3 separate regions of the Homo sapiens genome follow, and all the other regions are linked to region 1. Evidence: read pairs that join two places in POLR2A ChIA-PET (ENCODE). Cell type or tissue: CD4-positive, alpha-beta T cell. All regions are shown on one strand. Each heading gives the region's core, and the rest is flanking DNA. Links, peaks and the distances in the headings are about the cores only.

The links. ChIA-PET counts read pairs that join two places held together with the same protein. Peaks named below come from ENCODE experiments on the same cell type or tissue, not always from the same donor. Only the 100,000 strongest peaks of a DNase experiment are listed, where the experiment ranks them.
Region 2: POLR2A ChIA-PET joins it to region 1 with 16 read pairs; 7 of 35 experiments call an interaction of 5 or more read pairs at or near these places.
Region 3: POLR2A ChIA-PET joins it to region 1 with 13 read pairs; 4 of 35 experiments call an interaction of 5 or more read pairs at or near these places.

What each region holds. Positions count from the first base shown.
Region 1 is chr5:1,382,820-1,390,690 of GRCh38, reverse strand. No RefSeq gene overlaps it. Among named protein-coding and RNA genes, the nearest start is that of LINC01511, 6.7 kb to the right of the region's middle. RefSeq lists enhancers at 3,998-4,566, 4,623-4,917. In CD4-positive, alpha-beta T cell, for the core only: no CTCF peak of the experiment used is centred there; DNase peaks (open chromatin) are centred at 3,510, 4,280 and 4,750; H3K4me3 peaks cover 1,760 bases; H3K27ac peaks cover 2,061 bases.
Region 2 is chr5:1,532,943-1,540,813 of GRCh38, reverse strand. No RefSeq gene overlaps it. Among named protein-coding and RNA genes, the nearest start is that of LPCAT1, 13 kb to the right of the region's middle. RefSeq lists a silencer at 4,360-4,497. In CD4-positive, alpha-beta T cell, for the core only: no CTCF peak of the experiment used is centred there; DNase peaks (open chromatin) are centred at 4,323 and 4,973; H3K4me3 peaks cover 1,285 bases; H3K27ac peaks cover 1,998 bases.
Region 3 is chr5:1,250,946-1,258,816 of GRCh38, reverse strand. It overlaps TERT (telomerase reverse transcriptase), which reads left to right. Exons shown (of 16, transcript NM_198253.3): 13 at 158-219; 14 at 3,406-3,530; 15 at 4,312-4,449; 16 at 4,986-5,650. The coding sequence ends at 5,089. Among named protein-coding and RNA genes, the nearest start is that of SLC6A18, 30 kb to the right of the region's middle. RefSeq lists a promoter at 5,831-6,489. In CD4-positive, alpha-beta T cell, for the core only: a CTCF peak has its summit at 3,658 (motif pointing left); a DNase peak (open chromatin) is centred at 3,646; H3K4me3 peaks cover 817 bases.

The sequences.
Region 1 (7,871 bases), core at 3,104-5,603:
CCATGGCAGGAAAACGACAAGGGCTGAACCTGCCTGCAGCCTTACTGCTGCTCCTACCCTCCCCATTGTCACATAGGATGCCCCTTACCCTTGGGGGTGGCCACCACCCCCGCTGCAGTTGCCGCCCTAACAGCTCACACCTGGAGCCCCCAGGGCCTGCCTTGGGCAGCTGGGCCCTCGTCCAGGGGCCCCTGGGATTGAAGCCTGTGCCAGGGTGGCCCAGGGCCAGACCCTGACCACCTTGAGGTCAAAGCCCCCATCCTGACCTGCAGTCTGATATATGTCCAGAGTCCCCGTTAGGACCACTGGACCCCACCTGAAACCATGTCTGCTCCGGCCTCTCCCTTCCCTTGGCCTGTTTCCCGCTCTCTCCTGGTTTTCTCCTGTGAGTCCCAGTGATTCAGGAGCACAACAATCTCCACTCAAGAGTCTGCAGGATTCCAGCCTAAGGGAGACAATCACAAGCCCCACAGTTCTCTCTGTGTGCCTGACAGAGACACATGGAGAGGCGTGTGCAGTGGCCATAAAAGCCGAGACTGGGAGCAGCAGAAAGGCCAGCACTGAGTGGACGCTCACGGCAGGAAGGGCCCGTGAGCTGCGGCACTGGCTGGTGGGGCGGTGGGAAAGGTCGAACTGTATCCCCTGAGAAGGCTGAAGTCCTGACTCCTTATGTGAAAATAAGGTTGTTGCAGATGCGATTAGATAAGACGAGGTCATACCTGAGTAGGGTGGGCCCTAAATCCAATATGACAGGGACTCTATAAGAGGAGAGGAGAGACACTGAGACCCTGAATCCAACACCACTGGTGTCCTGGGAAGGGGAAAAGAGACACAGTGAAACAGAGACCAGGACAGGACCTCTGTGTGACTACGGAGGCAGACATCAAGAGATGCACCTGCAAACCAAGACTCACAGAGGGCTGCCAGCCATCACCAGGGGCTGGAGACACACACATGGAACAGATGCTGCCCCAGAGCCTCCAGCAGGAACCAACCCTGGCAACACTGTGACTTCAAACTTCTGGCCTCCAGAGCGGTGAGACCATAAACTTCTGTTGTTTCAAGTGCCCCGTTTGTGGTGGGCGTCCCCAGGGCATTAGAGAAAGCAGGTCCATCCTGCCTGGGCCTTTGGGTACCTGAGACATTCCCGGCCCTTGGGATGCCTTCCCAGGCTTCACTCTCCTTCCCATCCTGTACTTCCTCTTGTTCCCTCATCTGGAACTACCTTCTTTCTGTTCTCACCATGAACTTTCCAACCTTAACCCACTAGCTCCTATGCCATGTCAGCTTCCCATAGACATCACCACTGAAAGTCTGTTCCCACTCCAGCTTCTGGGTTCTGGCCCTTGGCCAGTGTTCCTTGAAACCCCCATTCTCCCCAGGTCTTCCCTAGCAGGTGTTCTGTTGAAGGCAGATGGCCCATTGTCTCTTGTCCCAGCAGGAACTGAGTTAGTCTCACTCGCTTCTGCCAGTGTTTTGAACAGGCCTGGTACATGGAAGGCAGTGGCATTTAATATGTTTACAGATGGATGAATGAATGGGTGGGTGAAGGGGCGGGTGGATGGATAAATGGGTGGATAGATAAGGGATGAATGGATAGATGGAAGGCTGGATGGATGGACAGAAGAAGGGAGGGATGGATGAAAGGAGAGAGAGAAAAGGGTGAGAGAGAGAGAAAGGGATAAATAGATTGATGAATGCACAGGTGGGTTAATGGATGAGTGGTGGATGGTTGGATGAATAAATGGATGAGTGGATAGTTGGATAGATGGATGAGTAAATGAATGGATGTATTGATGGACAAAAGAAAGAAGAAAGGGAGATAGGGAGGGAGGGTGAGAGGGAAAGGGGGTGTGTAGATGGCTGGGTGGATGGATGGTTGATTACGGTTGGGTGGATGGATATATGGATAGTTAGATGGATGGGCAGGCAGATGATGGCTGGATGAATAGATGCATGGATGGGTGGATAGATGAATGGGTAGGTGAGTGGATGGGTTGATGATGGATGGATGGATAGACGGGTGGGTGGGTATGTGATGGATGGATGAATGAATAGGTGGTGTGTGGGTGGATGGGTTGATGTGGGGAGTGAGTAGGTTATGGATGGATGGATGGATGGACAAGTGGATTTGTGGATGGATGAATGGATGGATGGATGGATGGGTAGATGGGTGAATGGATGTGTGGGTAGGTTATGGACGGTTGGAGGGATGGATAGATAGATGGATGAACGGATGAATGGATGGATAGATGGATGCATGGATGGATGGATGCTTGGGTGGATGGACAGATGGATGTGTGGATGGATGGATGCATGGAAGCATGGGTGGATGGATAGATGGATGGAGGAATGGATGAGTGGATGGGTAGGTGGAGGGATAGATAGATGTGCAGATGGATGGGTGGAAGGTCCTGGATGACATGTACAAGTCTGCCATTCTGGTCCAATCTCAAATTCCCCTACAGGGCTGACTGTGTGGATGCTGTATTTAGTACTTGCTCTCCAAGGAGGGTTGGGCTGTTTAATACAAATGAAATGTTAATTTCAAAATGTCTGAAGAAGTCTTTTCTTCTGACACTGTTTGTGCAGAACCCAAGCTCCCTGGGAGGGATGAGCCCGCAGAGCCCGCTTTGGTGCTGGACTCCCTGGGAGGGATAAGCCCTCAGAGCCCGCTTTGGTGCTGGATGGGAGGCTCACCCCTCCGCACCCTGCCCTTTACCATGGGATTTGTGCTGTTCGTCAAGTGACCTTTAGACACATGGCCTGGGTTTTTGAAGCCTGAAAAAACTATACAATTTTTCCTTTGAGAGAAGCATTTTAATAAAGGTTCGGCAACAGCGAAATACGTGGCTGAAAGGGTAAACGGATTCCTCTATGTTTGGCTTTTTTTGGTTTTCACTCCACAATCCTCCTTTAATCTCTGTAGATTCATTTGACTGGCCCAAAGGTCACAGCCTCTACCTGTTTCCTGAAGTCTGACAACAGAAAAAAAGCCACCTTTTTTGAAACACAATTCATCAGCAAATCCTACATTCCCTGGCGCCTCGCCTGCTCTCCTTCTCCTGAGGATGCACCAGATCACAAACACAGCTGGCCCTGGCGCCACAGCCAGGACCCATGATTCAGCAGGACAGAGCCAAGGATACTCATGCCCTACTGACAGATGGGTGTCCCACAAACCAACTGCCACTGTGCCGGTGCCTGACTTGGGGAGCTGGGGGAAAGCAGAAATGGAACCGACGGTCACACCCTGGCCTCCTCCTCCCCTCACCCCAGCCTGTCACTTAAGTGAACCAGGGCCATGGGGAGCTAGGTGTGGCCTGACCTGCAGCCCCCAGCTGCTCTCTGCAGCCAAGAGTGAGAACCGCGGCACCAGCCATGACCCACAGCTGTCAGCATCCCCACAGAGGATGGGAACCTCCGAGAACCACCCTCCTGGCAGAGAGGGCCAAGGGCGGTTCTGTGAGACCTGTGTCTCAGGTGTGTGTGTGAGAGAGAGGCAGGCAGACAGACAGACAGAAGGGCAAGGGCGGTTCTGTGAGACCTGTGTCTCAGATGTGTGTGGGAGAGAGGCAGGCAGACATTCAGACAGGGAGAGGAGGAGAGAGACAGAAAGAGACTCAGCAAAGCAGAGAGAACTTAGATCAGGGTCAAAGACTTCTGACGGCCCTCCCCTAGTCAGGGTGGTCGGCCATCCCGGTCTGCCCCGGACTGAGGGGTTTCCTGGATTCAGGATTTCTGGGGACCAGTGGTCGCCCCTGTCCTTAGTACTGGCCAGCCCTGCTCTGCTGAGTTGGGGAGAGCAGCCCCAGGCAAGGAGGTCTGAGGAAGGGGTATGGAGCGCGAGATGGGGGTGGCAGAGGGGAGATCACAGGAGAGCAGGTGGGGCAGGCTCAGACCAGCTCCCCATGTGTCGGGGTGCAGGAGGGGCAGCAGTGGCCGTGCACAGCGGGAGGGCGGTGTTTGGGGTGGACTGAAGGTGCCGAGCTCCAGCCCCGCTGTGTGGGACGCACTCAGCCTTTAAGGTGCTGCACCTGCACTTGCGCAGCAAGGAGCGAGCGTCACAGAAGCCAGTGCAGCCGGCCAGGGAGGACAGGGCAGAAAGCCACGAGGACAGGACCTGCGGGCAGCTGGCGGAGCCAGGCCAGACCAGACGCTGCCGGCTTTGAAGAGCGGCTCGGCCGCGGCCACGCGCGCCCGGCGTCAACGGGGCGTCTGACGTTTTCCTTTGTTTTCTTTTGTTCGAGAAGCCGGAAGTTTAGACTTTTACATTTGGGTAAAACGCTCCAGTGTTTGGGTGTCGGTGGCTGCGTCGCTGCGTCAGTCAGTCACTCGGTGGCAACAGCAGCAGCAGAGGCGCCCACCTGGCTGAGCAGAGAGACACGGTACTCACGGCGGGTGTGGGGGGCACAAGGCGCTCACAGAGGCCCCAGAGAACCGGCTCAGAGGCCAGCAGGGCAGAAGGGGGAGTCAGCCGGGTGAGCAGCTCTGCGCCCCGCCGGCCCCCACACCGACCACAGCAGAGGAGACCGGCGGCCTCACTCCCCGCGCCGGCCCCAGAGCCCCGCCCGTGCAGGTGCAGTAGGGCCCGGGGCACAGGCGCGGGGGAGCCGGCAGGGATGGCTGCGCCCAGCCAACGGCAGCAGGACCACGAACACCCCACTGCACCCCGTTCCATGAGGGCAGCTTCCTGTGAGCCAGACACGGCCCTGTCCAAGGGATCCTACCGCCCCGGCCCAGGCCACGCCCCAAGGAACGCCCTGTGGGTGGTGCTGAGCGGCACAGTCCCCAGGCCCCGCGGCCGGCCCTGCATTCGCTCTCTCGTGCCTTCCCTGGGGGAAACGCCCAGCCTGGCAGCACAGAACCTTTAGTTACACAGGCCTGAGTTTGAGGTCCGGGGAATGGGAAAGTGAAACGTGATCGCTGAACCTGCGTCTCCCATGTTCACACTATGTCCAGCAGTGAAAGTCCATCGAGCCTCCGACCCAAGCAACAGGCATTCTTCTACCCTTCCCCTGGCTGGCCTCCCTTCCCACCTCACAACGCTCACATGAATAAAGCGTGTCCCTCATGCCACTAGAAGAGCTCAGCCTGGGCCACAGCCCCCTCTTGGTGGCCCTGGAGAGGCCTCCTCTCCAAGAACACCAGCCCACCATGGTCCTCTGAGGACGCAGGGCCAGACACCAAGCGGGCAGGTGGCACGGAAAGAAAATATCGCAAGCTCTGTTCGCCTAAAAATATCGCTCTTCTAAGGTGAATGCAGAAGAATTTTCATGTATATGACTGACCTTCACAAATCCAGCCAGCATTAGCCCATCAAGCACTGAACACATTTATCTAGAATTTAAACAATTTTACTTATTCTGCAAGCTGAGATCCTCTTTACTTAAAACTGTTTGTCATATAGATGAAGGGACCCGTCAGACAGAACATTTTATTTGGTTAAAAATTGGATGGCATACATATTTACACAGTATTAGTGGGACAGAAATGACCGTTTTGAAGTATGCCCTCAGCCATGGCTGCTGGCCATGGGCTCCAGCCGGCCACGCCCTGCAGGTCCCCATCGTTAAGCTCATCCTGGTTCAGAATCAAAGGTTAATATTTAAGTGGCTTTTCAATTTGTGTATTCAAAGATAGTATTATGACCTGTAAGCTACAGAAACATTCTCATATCCTTTAAGCCTTGTTCACACAGAGAAACTGTATCTAAAATTCTAAAAAGTTCTATTAATCACAATGGTAATTTTTAAAGCTTAGAAAGAAGAGGAAAAGACATCACCTGTAGGTCTGTTACCCAGAAACGGCCAACACCCCACCGGTGCCCTGAGTTCATCCCGTGCCCATGCCGAGGCCTGGTTTGCTCCGGGTCCTGTCGCCAGGACACTGGACACTGCAGCTGGGCAGCTGCAGACCCTCCCTGTACTTTCTCCACCCAGGGTCGGGCATCGGGGTTGTGGAGGGACAGGCAGATGGGAGAGGGCAGGGGTGAGACTCAGGGCTGGGCCCTGGGTTAGAATCTCTGGCTCCCTCACTTTTTGGCAAGGGTCCAGGCACCTGTGCCTCAGTTTACTCATCTGTGCAGAGAGCAGTCATCGCGCCCAGCACAGAAGGCTGTTGAAAGGATTGGACAAGTTAAATGATGGAAATGGCTCAGATGTTTATGCACCAGTGCCACAGATGTCCCAGATCCATGTAACTATCAGTCTAATGCTACCGTTACCACTCTTAAAAGTATTTCAGATAATGAAATAAAACAGACTTTCCAGATTCTGACATGATGTAAAAAGGCATCCGTAGGGATCACTGACCTGAGGTTTCTGGAGATGAGCCTGGCCCTGCCATGACACAGGTGGGGTCATGATGCAGAGGACAGCCACCTGCAGCTGCCACCACCTGACAGGATACAGGACAGTCACCCCCACCTGTCACCACCACGGAGGACAGAGGGGACAGCCACCCCCACCTGTCACCACTTGAGAGGACACAGGACAGCCACCCCCACCTGTCACCACCTGACAGGACACAGAGGGCTTCTGGGAACCACTTGTGTTGTCTGTGTGTCCAAAGGGCGTGAAAGGACAGCCCAGTGACTGTTGCCTGCACAGAAATGATGCCCTTGAGACCGGAGGCCCAGGACACCTGCCCCTGATGGGCTCAGCGCTGATGGGCTCAGCGCTGATGGGCTCAGCGCTGGGCTTGAGAGCAGGAGTGTGTCCTGCTTCTGCATGTGTGTTCTGAGCAGAGTCCCTTTCCTGCGTGGCTGCCAGGACACTCAAAGCCACTGCTGAGCTCAGGTTCAGTGATGGAGTGGAGCTGTCGTTTCCTCCTGTGTGGTAGCCATACTCCCAAGGCCCCCCACCTCCTGTTGGTGACACCCTTGTTTGGTGTCCCGGCGATAACCATATTCTAACCCACAGAACACAGCAAAGTGGAGTGGAGGAATGTGATTGTGTTACACAGGATTGCAATGCCCATTTCTTTGGAACCTGGCCCTCCCCTGTGGCTTTGAGGAAGCACATGGCTGGGCCGGGGAGCCCCAGGTGACACGAACAGCAGGTGGCCTCTGGAAGCTCACGCAGCCTCTGACCAGCAAGGAAGTGAAGTCCCGAGTCCACAGCAGCAGGGCCCGGGATCCTGCCAATATCCCAAGGAGCAGAACCCAGGTGGACCCTGGCCCACGGGAGCCTTGAGTGAGACGGTAGCGGTCTGACGTCCGCGCTGCACTGGTGAGGCCTGAGCAGGGGACCCCGGAAACCCGGAGGGAGATGTGGACTCTGTTCAGCCGTTTGGCTCATGGCTGGCATTGCCATACGCGGGAGGCACTCGCTTCTCTGCCATTTTTATTTTGTATTTTCTTGTTAGCAGCCCTGGGAGGGGCCTGGCACAAAATATGCCTCAAACACTGTGGAGAGAATGAAGGAGGGTGAGCAGGGGGTTGGGGGGGGGTGCTCAGGAACCCCTGGGGAAATGAGGTGTGGTATGTAAAAGCAAACATTTATTATTTGTAATAAAAACATTCACTGTTTTCTGTGTGTGTTTATTTGTTTGTTTTGAGACAGAGTCTCACCCCATCGCCCAGGCTACAGTGCAATGTCGCCATCTTGGCTCACTACAACCTCCTGGGATCAAGCGATTCTCCTGCCTCAGCCTCCCGAGTAGCTGGGATTACAGGCGCCCGCCACCACACCCAGCTAATTTTTGTATTTTTATTTGTTTTTCTTTTTTGTTTTTGAGATGGAGTCTCACTCTGTTGCCCAAGCTGGAGTGCAGTGGCGCCATCTTGGCTCACCGCAACCTCCACCTCCCAGGTTCAAGCAATTCTTCTGCCTCAGCCTCCCGAGTAGCTTTGTATTTTTAATAGAGAG
Region 2 (7,871 bases), core at 3,142-5,641, 150 kb before region 1:
TCCATATTAGTCTGTTCTCATGTGCTGAGAAAGACAGGCCCGAGCCTGGGTAATTTACACAGGAAAGAGGTTTAATGGTTTAAAGAGGTCCACGTGGCTGAGGAGGCCTCACACACGGTGGAAGGCGAACGAGGAGCAAAATCCTATCTTACATGGCGGCAGGCAAGAGAGTTTGTACAGGCGAACTCCCATTCATAAAACCATCAGATCTCGTGAGACTTATTCACTACCATGAGAACAGTATGGGGGAGGCTGTCCCCATGACTCAGTATCTCCACCTGGCCCCACCCTTGACATGTGGGGATTATTACAATTCAAGGTGGGATTTGGGTGGGGACACAGACAAACCACATCACTTTCCATGTGGAAACCAAACAGGCCAGGGTGCTCTTGCCTCCCGCTCTCCACCTGCCCTGCCCACCCCAGGGCCAGGTATTGGACAGCAGGGGGCAGCTTCTACATGTGCCCTGGAGCCCATGGAACCACAGACTAATCCAGTGAGCCAACCCTAAGCCTGCTTGCCCTGTCCAGCTGAAATGCCTCCTGACGGGTTCTTCCCACATGGCCCCGTGAAGCCCTGTGTGGCCCTGTGTGGCTCTGTGTGGCCCTGTGTGGCCCTGTGTGGCTCTGTGTGGCCCTGTGTGGCTCTGTGTGGCCCTGTGTGACCCTGTGTGGCTCTGTGTGGCCCTGTGTGGCTCTGTGTGACCCCGTGTGGCTCTGTGTGACCCTGTGTGGCCCCGTGTGGCTCTGTGTGGCCCTGTGTGGCCCTGTGTGGCCCTGTGTGACCCTGTGTGGCCCTGTGTGGCCCTGTGTGACCCTGTGTGGCTCTGTGTGACCCTGTGTGGCTCTGTGTGGCCCTGTGTGACCCTGTGTGGCTCTGTGTGGCCCTGTGTGGCCCCGTGTGGCTCTGTGTGGCTCTGTGTGACCCTGTGTGGCCCTGTGTGACCCTGTGTGGCTCTGTGTGACCCTGTGTGGCTCTGTGTGGCCCTGTGTGACCCTGTGTGGCCCTGTGTGGCCCTGTGTGGCTCTGTGTGGCCCTGTGTGGCCCTGTGTGGCTCTGTGTGACCCTGTGTGGCTCTGTGTGGCCTGTGTAACCCTGTGTGGCCCTGTGTGACCCCGTGTGGCCCTGTGTGACCCCATGTGTGACCCTGTGTGACCCTGTGTGGCCCTGTGTGACCCCGTGTGGCCCTGTGTGACCCTGTGTGACCCTGTGTGACCCTGTGTGGCCCCCTATGGCCCTGTGTGGCCCTGTGTAGCTTGTGTGGCCCTGTGTGGCCTGTGTGACTCTGTGACCCCGTGTGACCCTGTGTGACCCCGTGTGACCCCATGTGGCCCTGTGTGGCCTGTGTGGCCATGCGTGGTATGCTGTCCCTCCAGTCCCCCATCTTGGGCACTGTGGGGAAGAAACTCTCTTGTCAGTGGGCATCATCTCCTGACACATTGGCCTTGCCATACCTGAATAATAATAAAACCTACATTTTCAAACAAGGTTGGGCCATGAGGAAATGTAAATGGGAGTGAGGGTGAGAGGCAGAGGCAGGGCAGTCCGAGGGCACCCAGGTCTTGGCTTGAGCAGCCACAGCATGGGCTGCCCTCCCTGGGGTGGTCCCGGGAGCAGGGGATGTAGGCTTGGGAAGGATGATGGGAGTGCAGCCACGGATGCTGTAGATTTGAAATGCCTGTTAGACCCCACTATGTACTGAACTGTGCCCCGCTTACCGCCCCCCTCCCCCACCAATTCCTACGCTGAAATTCTTACCCCTAAGGTGATGCTATTAGAAGGCAGGGACTTTGGGAGGTGATTCGGTGCCTAATCCTTCATGAATAGGATGAGTGTCCTTATAACAGAGACCCAGAGAGCTCCCGCGCCCCTTTCACCACATGAGGACACAGGGAGAAGGCGCCGTATATAAACCAGGATACAGCCTCACCAGACAGCAAATCTACCATGCCTTGAGCTTGGACTTCCAGGCTCTAGAACTGTGAGCAAAAGCGTCTGTTGTTTAAGCCACAAGCCTATGGTGGCTTCTACTTCAGCAGCCTGAGCAGACTAAGACAGACCTCCAAGCGGAAGCATGAAATCACTGCCAGACGTGTGCATCTGAGCTCAGAAGGAGGTCAGACGCGGATGCAGGCGTCACCCATGGGCAAGCAGTGTGTAAGGCACAGGCGTGGTCCAGAGCACACAGGACGAGGGTGTGCAGAGAAGAGAGGGAAGGGGCGTGGAGGGAGCCACATTCAGAGCTGGATGAGGGGGAGCCATCAGCCAAGACAAGGAGGAGAGGCCAGAGCCCAGAGGGAGGGGGAGAGACCGCAGCAGCCTCTCCACCTGAAGTCCGAGGGAGAAAGGCTTTGGCGGCGAGGCCGGCTGTGTGGGCAACATGAGCGCTCAGGTGATGGTGGCGAGGGCCCTGGACCGCCATCAGAACTCCCCAGCGCCACGAGGAGGGAGCCTTAGCTCTGCCCTCCACAGCAAGGAGAAGTAGGTGGCAAAGGGGGCATGGACAGCCAGCAGGGACCACACTTCATCGCTAACATCTGTCATGGATTTTGCCCAAATTGTACGAGATTGGATGGCTGTAGAGTTGGGGAGTGGCCCCACAAAGATGTGTCCAAGTCCTAACTTCTGGTACCTGTGAATGTGACCTTATTTGGAAACAGGGTCTTTGTAGCTGTAATTAGGAGGGGCATCTCGAGATGAGATCATCCTGGATTTAAGGTGGCGTTAAATCCCATGACTGAGGTCCTTATCCGAAAAAGAAGAGGGCAACTGTAGACACAGACACAGGAGAGCAGCCACGCGAACTCGGGTGGCGGGGCGGCGGGAGCTGGGAGAGGCCTGGGTCAGACCGTCCCTTAGAGCCCTCAAGAAACCAGCCCTGCCCACACCTTGATCTCAGACTTCTGACCTCCAGAACTGTGAGACGACATATTTCTGTTGTTTTAAGACCCCCGCTTTGTGGTAATTTGTTACGATAGCCCTAAGCAGCGAGTACACGGGCCAAGGGAAAACTCTGCCATGAGTTCCATGCAAACACGAGCAAACTACAAACTACAGAATCCCCCAACCCTGAGGCTCACTCGGGCAGACCCTGGAACCGCAGCTGTGTCCCTTGAAAGGAGCTCCATCCTGGGGAAAGAGCCATCTTCCGACCCCAGCTCAGAAGAGAAGACTCGAGTCACAGATTTTATTAAATGAGGAGGGCTTTGTGGCAACCTTTTCCGTTTTTTAAATTTCTATCTACAACTGTCATACAGTGAACAAAACCAACAAATTTAGAACCTGGAAGTTTGAGAGGTAGTGCCTGTGGTGGGACGGGCACAGGATTTCGAGGCATAAACCTGGTTTCCAACCTCAGTGCTGTTCCTGGCCTCCTCCGACACCTGGGGGTGTGTTGTGCAACCTGCAGAGATTCAACGTCCTCCTCTGAAAACTGGGATTAACACTTCCTTATGGAGTTAATAAACAAGAAGATAATTCATGTTAAAGTACCCAGGTCACCGCTGATGCTAGAATACTGACACCAGCCCTACCACAAACAGGGCCACAGTGACCAGATGGACCACATCCTTCTTATTTCAGGTACAAAGTAAACGTCTGAGCAAACATTTTCATTTGTAGCCTTTCTGGAAATCAGAAAAAGCCTAAATTGTAGGCAAGTACCCATATTGTTTCCTATTAAATAGTTCATCAGTGTGGATTTTCAACTCAATTTATATGGTAGTTTATCTTAGATGAGAACTAAAAGTGAAAGTGAAAGAGTTACAGTTGATTCCGTTTTTTAAACATTTGTGAAGTGCATTAAGATATCTGGAGAGAGAACAGGCATTTTTAAAAACATAAGTTTGGAGTTTTGCACTTTGGCTGTGTCTGTGTAAGCTGCTACTAGACAAGATCCCTGAGAATTTTTTTTTTTTTTAATGTTTTGATGACCTATCTTGGAGAATGAACAAAAGCTGGCAAATTGGGGATGGGAGGTAAACCTTGTAAGAAGAGATATACACAGGGAACTGTCCCATTTTGTAGCTTTGAGCCAGAGGTTAGAACAGCACAGAGTGGCAAACACTATGACAGAAAATCCACTGAAGGGTAAGGGGGAGCCCTAAAAAGAGAAGAGACATGAAGAGGAACCCCAAATTCTGTACATAAGCTCTATCCATGTCACGTCACTGGTTAACACCAGGATCACCAGGTGTGGAGTGACCCAAAGCAGCTTAGCCAAGGACTGAACTGAACCAAAACAGAGGCTGCCACCCAGGAGACAGAGTTCACATGTGAGTCAGACCCAACCAGACAGCACCAAAGGGAAACCACCAGCATTCACTGCGAGAACGTGCACCCCAGAGGCTCCTACGTCCTACATGAAGAACAGAGAAACGTGACCCAATCTCAAAGAACAGGACAACCAACCAACCTAAGCCCTGAGGCGCCAGTGCGGAGACAGCAGATGTGGGCTGTAAGGCGGCCATTCCAGCTATGCTTAGAGCAAAGAAAACACACTCACAATAAATAAAAAGATGGGACATATTAGCAGAGAAAAAGAAACTACTAAAAAGAACCCAGTGAGAAACTAACATTGAAAAATACAGTATCTGAAAATACAAATGTACCGGGTTGGCTTAACAGCAGAACGGCAATGACAAATGAATTAAAATGGAAGACAGATCATTTGAAATTGCTCAATATAAAGAAGAAAGAGGGAAATTTTTAAAAAAATGAACAGAATCTCAGGAACCTATGGGACAATATCAAAAGGCTTATATATCTGTAATAGGAGCTCCAGAAGAAGAAATGAGAAAAAAAAGTAGCAGAAAAAAAATCCGAAGATATAGTAGCAGGTAAGTCCCCAAGTGTAGTGAAAGATGTACATTTTCAGATTCAAGGATCTCAGAAAACCTACAAGCAGGATACACTCTAAGAAAACCACAATTAGGAAGATTAACATCAAGCTGCCAAAGACCAAAGATCAAGATAAAAAGAGAGCACAGCCAGGTAAAAATGACACATGACACACACAAGACGAAGACTTAAATCACTGCTGATTTCTCACCAGCATTTTTAGATGCCAGAAGACAGGGCAGCAAGATTTTTAAAGGGCGGAATGAAAATAAACTGTCAGCCTAGATTTCTAAAATCATTAAAATATCCTTCCATAGTGAAAGCAAAACAAAGATTTAAAAACTCAGATTTAAAAAACTATTCACGTGCAGCAGACAGGTACTGTAAGGAATGTTAAAGGAAATTCTTCAGGATGAACATATATTATACCTTATGGAAACAGGGAACTTCAGAAAGGAATAAAGAGCTTCAGAAATAGTAAATGAAGTGATTATTAATTTACTATTAATTTCTTTAAAATACATAGGGCTAAGCAAAAATTATTATATTCTCTTATAGGGTAGGTAATCAATGTAGATATAAGGCACATTAAAAGTGTGCTATGAAGAATGGGGGTAAATGGGCTGATAGAAAAAGAATGAAAAATCAAGAAAAAACTATATACTGTCTACAAAAGATCCATATTAAATATAAAGACACAAATAGGTTGATAGTAAATGTACCATGCAAAACTAAGACTAGAGTGAGTTTATTAATATCAGGAAAAAACAGACTTCAAAACGTAGTGTATTACCAGAAATAGAGATATTTCATAATGTTAAAAGGCTCAACTCATCAGAAAGACATAATTAAATATGTGTGTACCTAATAACAGAGCTTCAAATCACCAAAAGCAAAGGTAAAAAGAAAAAAGAATTAGGAGAAGTAAACCATATCGCAATATGAACAACACATCAGTAAAGACAATCAGAGAAAAATATCAGTTAAAAATAGAAGACATGACATCATTATCCACAAGCTTGAGCTAATTGACATTTATAAAACACTACACCTGACAGATGCAGAATATACGTTCTCCACAAGTTCACAAAAATTTTTAAGTACCATTTTCAGTAGCACAAAATGTTAAATATTTAATGATAAATCTGACAAAAGATGGGTAAGATTTACACATTGGAAAATACAAAACATTGTTGAGAGAAATTAAAGAAAGCCTAGATGAACTGAGAGATGTACCATGACAGGGGGTCAAAAGACTCAATATTGTCAAGATGTTATTTCTCCCAAAATTTGTGCGCGGTGCCAACATAATCTCAAAATTGCAGAATTTTTTCTGTAGTAATTGACAAACTGATTCTAAGATTCATATGGAAATCAAAAGGACCTCAAAAAACTGGAACAACTTTCAAAAAGAAAAACTAAGGTTAAGAACTAATGTCACCGGATCTTAAGACATATTATAAAACTACAGTAGTCAAGACTTGCATCCAAATGAATAAATAGGTCAATGCAATGAATAGTCAGCCCAGAAACAGAAGCACACAGATGTGGTCAATCAATTTTTCACCAAGCTGCAAAGGCAATTCAGTGGAGAAGGGATAGTCTTACAACAAATGATATGGAACAATTCTACATCTATAGGTAAAAAAATAAAAATAAAAAACTCGTATCTATACCTCATACCATGTAAAAATTAACTCACAATGGATTATAGACCTAATTATAAAATATAAACTATAAAACTTCTTGAAGAAAACAAGAGAAACTATTCATAACCTTGAATTAAGCAGAGATATTTTTAGATATAACATCAAAAGCATGATTGTTTTTTAAAAAGGTAAATTGAACATAAAAAATTAAAAACTTCTCTTTGAGAAATATTGTTAAAACAATGAAAAAGCAGCCACAGAATGGTACAAAATATTTGCAAATCACTTATCTTATAAAGAAATTGTATTCACAATATATAAAAACTCTCTAGACCCATTAATAATAAAACAAAGAAAAATACTGTAATGAGAAAAATATTTGAACACATCAGGAAGATTTGTGGATGATAAATGAGCACATGCACAGATGTTCTAGGTCATTGTTCAAAGGGAAAGCAAATTAAAATCATAACGAGACGCCACTGCATATGTATTGGAATGCCTAAAACCTAAAAGTCTTACCATACTAAGTGTAGGCAAAAATATGTAAGAACTGAAACTCTCATACACAGTCTGGGTTGGGGGATGTAAAATGGTCCAACCCCTGTGGACAAGAGTTTGAACGTTTCTTTCAAAATGTATCACCCAGCTTCCCACTGATAAGTATTTATCCAACAAAAATGAAAGCCATACATCCATACCAAGACTTGTACTCAAATGCTCACAGCATCTTTATTTGTAATAGTTCCAAACTAGAAACAACCCAAATATTTATCAACAGGAGAATGGATAAACAAATATCCATACAATGGAATACTATTCAGCAATAAAAACAAGTAAATGATTGATAAAAACAAAAAAAAAAGGTGAACCTCAAATAGTTATGCTGAGTGAAATAATTGGAACCAAAGAAGAAACTGTATGATTTTATTTGTATAAAATTTCAGAAAATGCAAACTAACTTACAGCAACAGAAAGTAGAACAGGGGTTGCCTGAGGATGAAATGTGTAGGGGTGGGATGTAGGGATTACAAAAGGGAGTGAAAAAGCTTTTGGGAATAATAACTATGTTTCCTATCTTAAATACAGTGGCAATTTCATAGGGTGTGTGTGTGTGTGTGTGTGTGTGTGTGTACATATATATGTGTGTATATATAAAAACAGCAAAATGTCCACTTTAAATTTATGTGGTTTATTATATATCAATTATAATTCAATAAAGTCATGATAAAAAGGAAATAATGACTATTAGTTTTCTAAATTTTATTAAAAGTATAAACCCATAAATCAAAGAAGCTCAGTGATTTCTCACACACAGGTACATCATAACTGATTTGCAGGAAAACAGTAATAAAGACAAAATTTCAAAAGCAAATAAATAT
Region 3 (7,871 bases), core at 2,685-5,184, 130 kb after region 1:
GGTGAGGGCCAGGCCGGATTTCACTGGGAAGAGGGATAGTTTCTTGTCAAAATGTTCCTCTTTCTTGTTCCATCTGAATGGATGATAAAGCAAAAAGTAAAAACTTAAAATCCCAGAGAGGTTTCTACCGTTTCTCACTCTTTCTTGGCGACTCTAGGTGAACAGCCTCCAGACGGTGTGCACCAACATCTACAAGATCCTCCTGCTGCAGGCGTACAGGTGAGCCGCCACCAAGGGGTGCAGGCCCAGCCTCCAGGGACCCTCCGCGCTCTGCTCACCTCTGACCCGGGGCTTCACCTTGGAACTCCTGGGTTTTAGGGGCAAGGAATGTCTTACGTTTTCAGTGGTGCTGCTGCCTGTGCACAGTTCTGTTCGCGTGGCTCTGTGCAAAGCACCTGTTCTCCATCTCTGGGTAGTGGTAGGAGCCGGTGTGGCCCCAGGTGTCCCCACTGTGCCTGTGCACTGGCCGTGGGACGTCATGGAGGCCATCCCAGGGCAGCAGGGGCATGGGGTAAAGAGATGTTTATGGGGAGTCTTAGCAGAGGAGGCTGGGAAGGTGTCTGAACAGTAGATGGGAGATCAGATGCCCGGAGGATTTGGGGTCTCAGCAAAGAGGGCCGAGGTGGGTGCAGGTGAGGGTCGCTGGCCCCACCCCCGGGAAGGTGCAGCAGAGCTGTGGCTCCCCACACAGCCCGGCCAGCACCTGTGCTCTGGGCATGGCTGTGCTCCTGGAACGTTCCCTGTCCTGGCTGGTCAGGGGGTGCCCCTGCCAAGAATCGACAACTTTATCACAGAGGGAAGGGCCAATCTGTGGAGGCCACAGGGCCAGCTTCTGCCTGGAGTCAGGGCAGGTGGTGGCACAAGCCTCGGGGCTGTACCAAAGGGCAGTCGGGCACCACAGGCCCGGGCCTCCACCTCAACAGGCCTCCCGAGCCACTGGGAGCTGAATGCCAGGAGGCCGAAGCCCTCGCCCCATGAGGGCTGAGAAGGAGTGTGAGCATTTGTGTTACCCAGGGCCGAGGCTGCGCGAATTACCGTGCACACTTGATGTGAAATGAGGTCGTCGTCTATCGTGGAAACCCAGCAAGGGCTCACGGGAGAGTTTTCCATTACAAGGTCGTACCATGAAAATGGTTTTTAACCCGAGTGCTTGCGCCTTCATGCTCTGGCAGGGAGGGCAGAGCCACAGCTGCATGTTACCGCCTTTGCACCAGCTCCAGAGGCTTGGGACCAGGCTGTCTCAGTTCCAGGGTGCGTCCGGCTCAGACCGCCCTCCTCTCTGCCTTCTCTCTCTGCCTCAAATCTTCCCTCGTTTGCATCTCCCTGACGCGTGCCTGGGCCCTCGTGCAAGCTGCTTGACTCCTTTCCGGAAACCCTTGGGGTGTGCTGGATACAGGTGCCACTGAGGACTGGAGGTGTCTGACACTGTGGTTGACCCCAGGGTCCAGCTGGCGTGCTTGGGGCCTCCTTGGGCCATGATGAGGTCAGAGGAGTTTTCCCAGGTGAAAACTCCTGGGAAACTCCCAGGGCCATGTGACCTGCCACCTGCTCCTCCCATATTCAGCTCAGTCTTGTCCTCATTTCCCCACCAGGGTCTCTAGCTCCGAGGAGCTCCCGTAGAGGGCCTGGGCTCAGGGCAGGGCGGCTGAGTTTCCCCACCCATGTGGGGACCCTTGGGTAGTCGCTTGATTGGGTAGCCCTGAGGAGGCCGAGATGCGATGGGCCACGGGCCGTTTCCAAACACAGAGTCAGGCACGTGGAAGGCCCAGGAATCCCCTTCCCTCGAGGCAGGAGTGGGAGAACGGAGAGCTGGGCCCCGATTTCACGGCAGCCAGGCTGCAGTGGGCGAGGCTGTGGTGGTCCACGTGGCGCTGGGGGCGGGGTCTGATTCAAATCCGCTGGGGCTCGGCCTTCCTGGCCCGTGCTGGCCGCGCCTCCACACGGGCTTGGGGTGGACGCCCCGACCTCTAGCAGGTGGCTATTTCTCCCTTTGGAAGAGAGCCCCTCACCCATGCTAGGTGTTTCCCTCCTGGGTCAGGAGCGTGGCCGTGTGGCAACCCCGGGACCTTAGGCTTATTTATTTGTTTAAAAACATTCTGGGCCTGGCTTCCGTTGTTGCTAAATGGGGAAAAGACATCCCACCTCAGCAGAGTTACTGAGAGGCTGAAACCGGGGTGCTGGCTTGACTGGTGTGATCTCAGGTCATTCCAGAAGTGGCTCAGGAAGTCAGTGAGACCAGGTACATGGGGGGCTCAGGCAGTGGGTGAGATGAGGTACACGGGGGGCTCAGGCAGTGGGTGAGGCCAGGTACATGGGGGGCTCAGGCACTGGGTGAGATGAGGTACACGGGGGGCTCAGGCAGAGGGTCAGACCAGGTACACGGGGGCTCTGATCACACGCACATATGAGCACATGTGCACATGTGCTGTTTCATGGTAGCCAGGTCTGTGCACACCTGCCCCAAAGTCCCAGGAAGCTGAGAGGCCAAAGATGGAGGCTGACAGGGCTGGCGCGGTGGCTCACACCTGTAGTCCCAGCACTTTGGGAGGCCGAGGCGAGAGGATCCCTTGAGCCCAGGAGTTTAAGACCAGCCTGAGCAACATAGTAGAACCCCATCTCTATGAAAAATAAAAACAAAAATTAGCTGAGCATGGTGGTGTGCGCCTGTAGTTCCAATACTTGGGAGGCTGAAGTGGGAGGATCACTTGAGCCCAGGAGGTGGAAGCTGCAGTGAGCTGAGATTGCACCACTGTACTGCAGCCTGGGTGACAGAGTGAGAGCCCATCTCAACAACAACAAAGAAGACTGACAAATGCAGTTTCTTGGAAAGAAACATTTAGTAGGAACTTAACCTACACACAGAAGCCAAGTCGGTGTCTCGGTGTCAGTGAGATGAGATGATGGGTCCTCACACCATCACCCCAGACCCAGGGTTTATGCACCACAGGGGCGGGTGGCTCAGAAGGGATGCGCAGGACGTTGATATACGATGACATCAAGGTTGTCTGACGAAGGGCAGGATTCATGATAAGTACCTGCTGGTACACAAGGAACAATGGATAAACTGGAAACCTTAGAGGCCTTCCCGGAACAGGGGCTAATCAGAAGCCAGCATGGGGGGCTGGCATCCAGGATGGAGCTGCTTCAGCCTCCACATGCGTGTTCATACAGATGGTGCACAGAAACGCAGTGTACCTGTGCACACACAGACACGCAGCTACTCGCACACACAAGCACACACACAGACATGCATGCATGCATCCGTGTGTGTGCACCTGTGCCCATGAGGAAACCCATGCATGTGCATTCATGCACGCACACAGGCACCGGTGGGCCCATGCCCACACCCACGAGCACCGTCTGATTAGGAGGCCTTTCCTCTGACGCTGTCCGCCATCCTCTCAGGTTTCACGCATGTGTGCTGCAGCTCCCATTTCATCAGCAAGTTTGGAAGAACCCCACATTTTTCCTGCGCGTCATCTCTGACACGGCCTCCCTCTGCTACTCCATCCTGAAAGCCAAGAACGCAGGTATGTGCAGGTGCCTGGCCTCAGTGGCAGCAGTGCCTGCCTGCTGGTGTTAGTGTGTCAGGAGACTGAGTGAATCTGGGCTTAGGAAGTTCTTACCCCTTTTCGCATCAGGAAGTGGTTTAACCCAACCACTGTCAGGCTCGTCTGCCCGCCCTCTCGTGGGGTGAGCAGAGCACCTGATGGAAGGGACAGGAGCTGTCTGGGAGCTGCCATCCTTCCCACCTTGCTCTGCCTGGGGAAGCGCTGGGGGGCCTGGTCTCTCCTGTTTGCCCCATGGTGGGATTTGGGGGGCCTGGCCTCTCCTGTTTGCCCTGTGGTGGGATTGGGCTGTCTCCCGTCCATGGCACTTAGGGCCCTTGTGCAAACCCAGGCCAAGGGCTTAGGAGGAGGCCAGGCCCAGGCTACCCCACCCCTCTCAGGAGCAGAGGCCGCGTATCACCACGACAGAGCCCCGCGCCGTCCTCTGCTTCCCAGTCACCGTCCTCTGCCCCTGGACACTTTGTCCAGCATCAGGGAGGTTTCTGATCCGTCTGAAATTCAAGCCATGTCGAACCTGCGGTCCTGAGCTTAACAGCTTCTACTTTCTGTTCTTTCTGTGTTGTGGAAATTTCACCTGGAGAAGCCGAAGAAAACATTTCTGTCGTGACTCCTGCGGTGCTTGGGTCGGGACAGCCAGAGATGGAGCCACCCCGCAGACCGTCGGGTGTGGGCAGCTTTCCGGTGTCTCCTGGGAGGGGAGCTGGGCTGGGCCTGTGACTCCTCAGCCTCTGTTTTCCCCCAGGGATGTCGCTGGGGGCCAAGGGCGCCGCCGGCCCTCTGCCCTCCGAGGCCGTGCAGTGGCTGTGCCACCAAGCATTCCTGCTCAAGCTGACTCGACACCGTGTCACCTACGTGCCACTCCTGGGGTCACTCAGGACAGGCAAGTGTGGGTGGAGGCCAGTGCGGGCCCCACCTGCCCAGGGGTCATCCTTGAACGCCCTGTGTGGGGCGAGCAGCCTCAGATGCTGCTGAAGTGCAGACGCCCCCGGGCCTGACCCTGGGGGCCTGGAGCCACGCTGGCAGCCCTATGTGATTAAACGCTGGTGTCCCCAGGCCACGGAGCCTGGCAGGGTCCACAACTTCTTGAACCCCTGCTTCCCATCTCAGGGGCGATGGCTCCCCACGCTTGGGAGCCTTCTGACCCCTGACCTGTGTCCTCTCACAGCCTCTTCCCTGGCTGCTGCCCTGAGCTCCTGGGGTCCTGAGCAAGTTCTCTCCCCGCCCCGCCGCTCCAGCGTCACTGGGCTGCCTGTCTGCTCGCCCCGGTGGAGGGGTGTCTGTCCCTTCACTGAGGTTCCCACCAGCCAGGGCCACGAGGTGCAGGCCCTGCCTGCCCGGCCACCCACACGTCCTAGGAGGGTTGGAGGATGCCACCTCTGGCCTCTTCTGGAACGGAGTCTGATTTTGGCCCCGCAGCCCAGACGCAGCTGAGTCGGAAGCTCCCGGGGACGACGCTGACTGCCCTGGAGGCCGCAGCCAACCCGGCACTGCCCTCAGACTTCAAGACCATCCTGGACTGATGGCCACCCGCCCACAGCCAGGCCGAGAGCAGACACCAGCAGCCCTGTCACGCCGGGCTCTACGTCCCAGGGAGGGAGGGGCGGCCCACACCCAGGCCCGCACCGCTGGGAGTCTGAGGCCTGAGTGAGTGTTTGGCCGAGGCCTGCATGTCCGGCTGAAGGCTGAGTGTCCGGCTGAGGCCTGAGCGAGTGTCCAGCCAAGGGCTGAGTGTCCAGCACACCTGCCGTCTTCACTTCCCCACAGGCTGGCGCTCGGCTCCACCCCAGGGCCAGCTTTTCCTCACCAGGAGCCCGGCTTCCACTCCCCACATAGGAATAGTCCATCCCCAGATTCGCCATTGTTCACCCCTCGCCCTGCCCTCCTTTGCCTTCCACCCCCACCATCCAGGTGGAGACCCTGAGAAGGACCCTGGGAGCTCTGGGAATTTGGAGTGACCAAAGGTGTGCCCTGTACACAGGCGAGGACCCTGCACCTGGATGGGGGTCCCTGTGGGTCAAATTGGGGGGAGGTGCTGTGGGAGTAAAATACTGAATATATGAGTTTTTCAGTTTTGAAAAAAATCTCATGTTTGAATCCTAATGTGCACTGCATAGACACCACTGTATGCAATTACAGAAGCCTGTGAGTGAACGGGGTGGTGGTCAGTGCGGGCCCATGGCCTGGCTGTGCATTTACGGAAGTCTATGAGTGAATGGGGTTGTGGTCAGTGCGGGCCCATGGCCTGGCTGGGCCTGGGAGGTTTCTGATGCTGTGAGGCAGGAGGGGAAGGAGGGTAGGGGATAGACAGTGGGAGCCCCCACCCTGGAAGACATAACAGTAAGTCCAGGCCCGAAGGGCAGCAGGGATGCTGGGGGCCCAGCTTGGGCGGCGGGGATGATGGAGGGCCTGGCCAGGGTGGCAGGGATGATGGGGGCCCCAGCTGGGGTGGCAGGGGTGATGGGGGGGGCTGGTCTGGGTGGCGGGGAAGATGGGGAAGCCTGGCTGGGCCCCCTCCTCCCCTGCCTCCCACCTGCAGCCGTGGATCCGGATGTGCTTCCCTGGTGCACATCCTCTGGGCCATCAGCTTTCATGGAGGTGGGGGGCAGGGGCATGACACCATCCTGTATAAAATCCAGGATTCCTCCTCCTGAACGCCCCAACTCAGGTTGAAAGTCACATTCCGCCTCTGGCCATTCTCTTAAGAGTAGACCAGGATTCTGATCTCTGAAGGGTGGGTAGGGTGGGGCAGTGGAGGGTGTGGACACAGGAGGCTTCAGGGTGGGGCTGGTGATGCTCTCTCATCCTCTTATCATCTCCCAGTCTCATCTCTCATCCTCTTATCATCTCCCAGTCTCATCTGTCTTCCTCTTATCTCCCAGTCTCATCTGTCATCCTCTTACCATCTCCCAGTCTCATCTCTTATCCTCTTATCTCCTAGTCTCATCCAGACTTACCTCCCAGGGCGGGTGCCAGGCTCGCAGTGGAGCTGGACATACGTCCTTCCTCAGGCAGAAGGAACTGGAAGGATTGCAGAGAACAGGAGGGGCGGCTCAGAGGGACGCAGTCTTGGGGTGAAGAAACAGCCCCTCCTCAGAAGTTGGCTTGGGCCACACGAAACCGAGGGCCCTGCGTGAGTGGCTCCAGAGCCTTCCAGCAGGTCCCTGGTGGGGCCTTATGGTATGGCCGGGTCCTACTGAGTGCACCTTGGACAGGGCTTCTGGTTTGAGTGCAGCCCGGACGTGCCTGGTGTCGGGGTGGGGGCTTATGGCCACTGGATATGGCGTCATTTATTGCTGCTGCTTCAGAGAATGTCTGAGTGACCGAGCCTAATGTGTTTATGGTGGGCCCAAGTCCACAGACTGTGTCGTAAATGCACTCTGGTGCCTGGAGCCCCCGTATAGGAGCTGTGAGGAAGGAGGGGCTCTTGGCAGCCGGCCTGGGGGCGCCTTTGCCCTGCAAACTGGAAGGGAGCGGCCCCGGGCGCCGTGGGCGGACGACCTCAGTGGGAGGTTGGACAGAACAGGGCGGGGACTCCCAGGAGCAGAGGCCGCTGCTCAGGCACACCTGGGTTTGAATCACAGACCAACAGGTCAGGCCATTGTTCAGCTATCCATCTTCTACAAAGCTCCAGATTCCTGTTTCTCCGGGTGTTTTTTGTTGAAATTTTACTCAGGATTACTTATATTTTTTGCTAAAGTATTAGACCCTTAAAAAAGGTATTTGCTTTGATATGGCTTAACTCACTAAGCACCTACTTTATTTGTCTGTTTTTATTTATTATTATTATTATTATTAGAGATGGTGTCTACTCTGTCACCCAGGTTGTTAGTGCAGTGGCACAGTCATGGCTCGCTGTAGCCGCAAACCCCCAGGCTCAAGTGATCCTCCGGCCTCAGCTTCCCAGAGTGCTGGGATTACAGGTGTGAGCCACTGCCCTTGCCTGGCACTTTTAAAAACCACTATGTAAGGTCAGGTCCAGTGGCTTCCACACCTGTCATCCCAGTAGTTTGGGAAGCCGAGGCAGAAGGATTGTCTGAGGCCAGGAGTTTGAGACCAGCATGGGTAACATAGGGAGACCCCATCTCTACAAAAAATGCAAAAAGTTATCCGGGCGTGGGGTCCAGCATCTGTAGTCCCAGCTGCTCGGGAGGCTGAGTGGGAGGATCGCTTGAGCCCGGGAGGTCATGGCTGCAGTGAGCTGTGATTGTACCATCGCACTCCAGCCTGGGCAACAGAGTGAGACCCTGTCTCAAAAAAAAAAAAAAAAAAAGAAGGAGAAGGAGAAGAGAAGAAGAAGGAAGA